Regions from separate parts of the Homo sapiens genome. Here region 1 is linked to region 2. The links are chromatin loops, found by intact Hi-C in ENCODE. Cell type or tissue: B cell. All regions are shown on one strand. Links, peaks and the distances in the headings refer to the core of each region. The heading gives the core; the rest is flanking DNA.

The links. Peaks named below come from ENCODE experiments on the same cell type or tissue, not always from the same donor. Only the 100,000 strongest peaks of a DNase experiment are listed, where the experiment ranks them.
Region 1: a loop joins it to region 2, with 1.9 times the contacts of the local background. A loop is called at or near these places in 4 of 110 quality-filtered maps.

Annotation. Positions count from the first base shown.
Region 1 is chr11:108,288,596-108,291,516 of GRCh38, forward strand. ATM (ATM serine/threonine kinase) reads left to right here. Exons shown (of 63, transcript NM_000051.4): 28 at 382-508; 29 at 1,007-1,206. Among named protein-coding and RNA genes, the nearest start is that of ATM, 67 kb to the left of the region's middle. In B cell, for the core only: no CTCF peak of the experiment used is centred there; a DNase peak (open chromatin) is centred at 1,346; H3K27ac peaks cover 725 bases.
Region 2 is chr11:108,160,039-108,162,959 of GRCh38, forward strand. It overlaps NPAT (nuclear protein, coactivator of histone transcription), which reads right to left. Exons shown (of 18, transcript NM_002519.3): 16 at 2,082-2,142; 17 at 842-1,976. Among named protein-coding and RNA genes, the nearest start is that of ACAT1, 40 kb to the left of the region's middle. In B cell, for the core only: no CTCF peak of the experiment used is centred there; a DNase peak (open chromatin) is centred at 1,103; H3K27ac peaks cover 1,619 bases.

The DNA of each region.
Region 1 (2,921 bases), core at 104-2,603, 130 kb after region 2:
TGTCTAAATAAGTGTTGATTGCCATGTCTTAAAGTACTGCTTTTACAGTACTGGCATAGAGCTTTGATTCTGATCTGAAGTAATACTGAGGCTCATTTATTGAACTGCCTTTTAACTTTATAAGATTTTTTAAGAAAATCATTATAAGATCATTTAAGATTATTTAAGTTACTGAGGGTGAAAGGTATTTAGATAATCTGATTTATATATCTGGACTGTGATATGTCATTTGTGATTTTATTGAAAGTATAGTTTTTCAGTAGAAAAATGGTTTTTGAATTTGGGGGTTATTAAAATCTAAATTTTCATTTTGGAAGTTCACTGGTCTATGAACAAAACTTTTTAAAACGATGACTGTATTTTTTCCCTTAACTCTGTTAGGGATTTGGATCCTGCTCCTAATCCACCTCATTTTCCATCGCATGTGATTAAAGCAACATTTGCCTATATCAGCAATTGTCATAAAACCAAGTTAAAAAGCATTTTAGAAATTCTTTCCAAAAGCCCTGTAAGTATACATGATGAGTTTAATAATAGAACATTCCTTCTTTTTTAGCTAAAAAAACTTTGTAAATACATCTTAAAGAGGAAAAGTAAACAAATGAAAAATTTATCTCATAATTAAAAAGGAAAACATTCATTTACAAGTTTAAATGGTATTTTACTTGTCAGCATTAATTGAAATATGTTACATATGAGAACAGAATCTTGTGACACTTTAGTGATATATTAGCTCAGGGAATATATCTACTTTTTCATAGGAATATACTATTTAATTGTAGTTTACTTTCTGAAAATTAAATAAATTGGCAATAGTTTAAGATAGTAATTTTCTTAATGTAACATTTTGTACTTGATATCAAACCCAAATCTAAATTCTGTTATTTAGTTATTTTAAATATAAAATGTGTAGGTATTCAAATATTTGAAGAAAAAATATAAAGTGTATTTATTGTAGCCGAGTATCTAATTAAACAAGTTTTTACTAAATCTGTTTATTTTCTAGGATTCCTATCAGAAAATTCTTCTTGCCATATGTGAGCAAGCAGCTGAAACAAATAATGTTTATAAGAAGCACAGAATTCTTAAAATATATCACCTGTTTGTTAGTTTATTACTGAAAGATATAAAAAGTGGCTTAGGAGGAGCTTGGGCCTTTGTTCTTCGAGACGTTATTTATACTTTGATTCACTATATCAACCAAAGGTAAATAACATATTTAGACCAATATATAAGCAGTCTTTCTATCCTGTTCTTCCTGTTTTTTTGCTTTGTTTTGTTTTGTTTTGAGACAAAGACTCACTCTGTCCGCCCAGGCTGGGTGCAGTCACGGCTCACTGCATCCTCAACCTCCTGGGTTCAGATTATCCTTCCTCCTCACCCTGCCGGGTAGCTGGGGCTACAGGAGCATACCACCATGCCTGACTAATTTTTTGTGTTTTTTGTAGAGGTGGGGTTTCACCATATTGCCCAGGGTGGTCTCAAACTCCTGGGCTCAAGCGAACTGTCAGCCTCAGCCTCCCAGTGTGCTGGGATTACAGGCATGAGCTACTATGCCCAACCTATCCTGTTCTTTTAATTGAAAGTTTATATGCTTCTAAGAGGTAGATACCAGAATGTTGCTTTCTGAATTTTGCTTTTTAAGATGTCTATTATATTTACTTATTAGTTTTTAAAAATTGCGCTACTTGCCTGGGAAACATAGCAGACCTCGTTTCTACTAAAAATTTTTTAAAAAAGAAAATTAGGGCAAGGTGTGGTAGCTCACACCTATAATCCCAGCACTTTGGGAGGTTGAGGTAGGTAGATTGCTTGAGCCCAGGAGTTAGAGACCAGCCTGGGCAACATGATGTGAAAACCCATCTCTACAAAAATTTTTTAAAAAATAAGCCAGGGATTGTGGCATGCACCTGTAGTCTCACCTACTCCAGAGGCTGAGGTGGGAGGATGGCTTGCGCTCAGGAGGCAGAGGTTACAGGTTACAGTGAGCAAAGATTGTGCCACTACACTCCAGCCTGGGAGACAGAGCGAGACTCTTGTCTCAAAAAAAAAAAAAAAAAAAAAAAAAAAAAGAAAATTATCCAAGTATGATGATATGCGCCTGTAGTTCTAGCTACTTAGGAGGCTGAGGTAGGAGGATGGCTTGAGCTCAAGAGTTTGAGGCTGCCAGTGAGCCTTGATTGCACCACTGCATTCATGCCTGGGCAACAGAGTGAGACTTTCACTCAATTAAAAAAAAAAAAAAAAGCACTACTTCTCCAATTCTAGAAATCTTAAGAAGGATCTTCAACATTTTAATACTAATATTCTAGCTATTGATGGCCTCAAATAAATGTTACTATAGAATTGGGGTTGTTCGGCCGGGTGTAGTGGCTCACGCCTGTAATCCCAGCACTTTGGGAGGCTGAGGCGGGTGGATCACAAGGTCAGGAGATCGAGACCATCCTGGCTAACACAGTGAAACCCCGTGTCTACTAAAAATACAAAAAAATTAGCCAGGTGTGGTGGCAGGTGCCTGTAGTCCCAGCTACTCAGGAGGCTGAGGCAGGAAAATGGCCAGAACCAGGTAGGCAGATCTTGCAGTGAGTCTAATTCGCACCACTGCACTCCAGCCTGGGCGACAGAGCAAGACTCCGTCTCAAGAAAAGAAAGAAAAAACAAAAACAAAACAAGAATTGGGGTTGTTCAATTTAGCATCTCTGATCTTTTCCATTGATTTTAATGAGATTTCTATTTTTTAAGGTCTTTTTTATTGTGGTAAACTATATAACATAAAATTTTTTATTTTCGCCATTAAATGGCCAGTTCAGTAGCATCAATTACATTTCCATTGTTGTGCAACCATCACCACTGTCTATGTCCAAACTTTCATTATCTCAAACTGAACCTCTCTACTCATTCCACAATAACTCCACATTCCT
Region 2 (2,921 bases), core at 94-2,593:
TACTCAGGGGGCTGAGGCAGGGAATTGCTTGAACTCAGGAGGCGGAAGTTGCAGTGAGGCAAGATCACGCCACCGTACTCTAGTGGGTAACAGCGCAAGACTCTGTCTCAAAAAAAAAAAAAAAAGGAAAAAATATTAGCCAGATGCAGTGGCGCATGCCTGTAGTCCCAGCTACTTGGGAAGCTGAGGTAGGAGAATCACTTCAGCCTGGAAGGCGGAGGCTGCAGTGAGCCAAGATCGTACCATTGCACTCCAGCCTGGGCAACGAGAGTGAAACCCTCTCTCAAAAAAATGGAAAAACATACGTAAATTTGATTTTTCCACTGCTCTAATATGCTAACATTTTTAAGGGCCTATGGAAGAGATTACAAGACGTGGGGGAAAAAAAAAACTGAACATCTAAGAACAAAGTCATTTATTACTTGGTAGTTCTACACAATAGTGTTTAATATTGTTTCCCAATCTTTCATGACTATGTCACGCTCATGAAAAAACTTGAGTTCTACCAAGAAAGAAAGAAAAACTTTTTCTTTTCCCCCGGAAAGATGTTTATAAACAAATGCCTCAGCAGTTTTTCCTGAAAATGCTGTTTCACCTAGACACCTTGTGCGTACTACACTAACACTGCTGGACTGCTTTGTTGCCCTACAAGTCTGAGTTTGAATCCTGCATCTACTGCTTATTGGTCCTGTGATCATGGTTATGTATTTTGTCAATGAAAACTAAAAGCTGTCTTAGCCATAACGTTCAGTCAAGTTGTTGTGGCAAGAACTGCTGAATTCGCTAATCACTAAAGCGGAAAAAAAAGGTGTGGTTTTGAAATTAAAACTTTCAAACTTGCCTTAATTTTCTTCTTTTTCATTGGTATTGATGAATTTGTAAGATTTTTACTAGAAGGACGAGAGTTTCGCTCACGTTCATCTAATTCCTCAATTTTCCGCTTTTTTGTGGTGCTCCTTGAAGATGCTCTAAACTGTTGTGTGTTATCTTTCAGAGGAGTTGCTGAAGTAGTCCTAGAAATGGCTGCCCTGGAGAGAATCATTAATGTGTGGGCAGCCATATTTACACTGTTTTCACTTCCTGTTTCACTGGCAGGGCTGCAGGCAGGCAAGTCTGGGGTGACAGGAGGGACCATTACTTTTGATGTACTACTGTCTTCACTGAAACGCCTACTAGAGGGGGCCTTGATAATATCTATAGGTTCTTCTTTATGTTTTTCCCCTGCCCCTGAGCCAGGTGTCCGGGGCACAGGTAAATCACTACTATCAGCAAGCCTACTTACTGAGCTGTGCCTCTGTATATCCTGTAACATTTCTGTGGTAATCAAAGAACTGGCGGATTTAGTTTGTTCTTGTTTTAGATCCTTCACAGCTGTACCTACTGAAAGTACATTTTTATTGTTTGAAGATGTGCCTTGTTTTTTGGTCATTTCTTGCAGTGAAGCTATAGATTTCTCACTTCGCAAACCCCCATTTTGCTGCCCAATAGATAGTTTTGAATTTTCTGGATTTTTCTGTCTTTCTACATCGCTGCATAATTCATTCTCCTTATTAGCTGTTGCTTTATGGAAAGATTCAAGCACAATTTCTGTTGGTGAAACTTTCTTTTCTGATTGAGTTTCTCTTATGGTGGTATGCCGGCTAATGGCACTTTCCGATTTAGATAAAATCTTAGGCAGAGGAGGCTTCTCTTTCTCTCTTTTGATAGCATTATTAGAAGGGGGTTTTAAGGTGGAGGACACATTGGGTGAGTCAAGATTAGGAAAAGAGACTGCATTCCTTTCTTTGTTTTGGGACACCATCTTATGGTTTGGCCCCTGCGTATTTGCCACAGGAGCAGTAGTGCTGTCGAAACAGAGTACACGTCTGTGGCATGGTTTAGCAGCTGGAACTATACTCTCTTCTGGGAAGGGAACTGTGGTTTCTTCTGATTTTTTCCCAAGATCTGTGGCAATACTTTTGTCAGAAACTTCAGTTCTAAAACAAAACAAAACAAAACTATTTCTAGCAGCATAAAGAAATCCTTTATGTTTTAAATCTGAGCATTCAAACAATCTATGATAGAAACTACTTTATACTCACTTTTGTGCATGACATCCAACTGAATGACCTGACGAATCCACCAAATTATTTACTTGTTTTCCTGAAATTATAAATGAACATTCCTGAGAAAAAGAATATACTCCTCTGAAAGAGGATAGAACAGATGACAATTATCACATATCATGAGAAAAAATTTTAAATGGTAGCTAATGTACACACAAATAGAACACGTTGACAAAGCAGCTTTTAAAAAGCAGCTTTGAAATAAGTACAAGATGGCTATTTCCCCACTGCTACAGAGGAAATCCAGATATGGAATAAATGACATGCATCAACTTCAGGCAAATATTATGTTTGTCTGTTTTTCTGAGACAGAGTCATGCTCTATCACCCAGGCTGGAGCGCAGTGGCATGATCTCGGCTCACTGCAACCTCTGCCTCCTAGGTTCAAGCAATTCTCCTGCCTCAGCCTCCCGAGTAGCTGGGATTACAGGCGCCCCCAACCATGCTCAGCTAATTTTTTGTATTTTTAGTAGAGATGGGGTTTCGCCATGTTGGCCAGGCTAGTTTCAAACTCCTGGCCTCAAGTGATCTGCCCACCTGGGCCTCCCAAAAGGCTGGATTATAGGCGTGAACCACCGCGCCCGGTTCAGGCAAATATTATAAATCCAGTCTTTGGATCTACAAATTACAATGCTCAATATAGCACATAATGTACTACTTACATCCAGGTAGTCACTTAAAGAAAACAACAGATTATATCTATTTTAAAATTCTGTCCCGGTACCTATCATGTTTACAAGCCTATGTCACTCAGAGCACATGCTCTGGAGTTCTAATAGCCATATTTTAATTTCCACGAGCTTCAGCATTTATGTG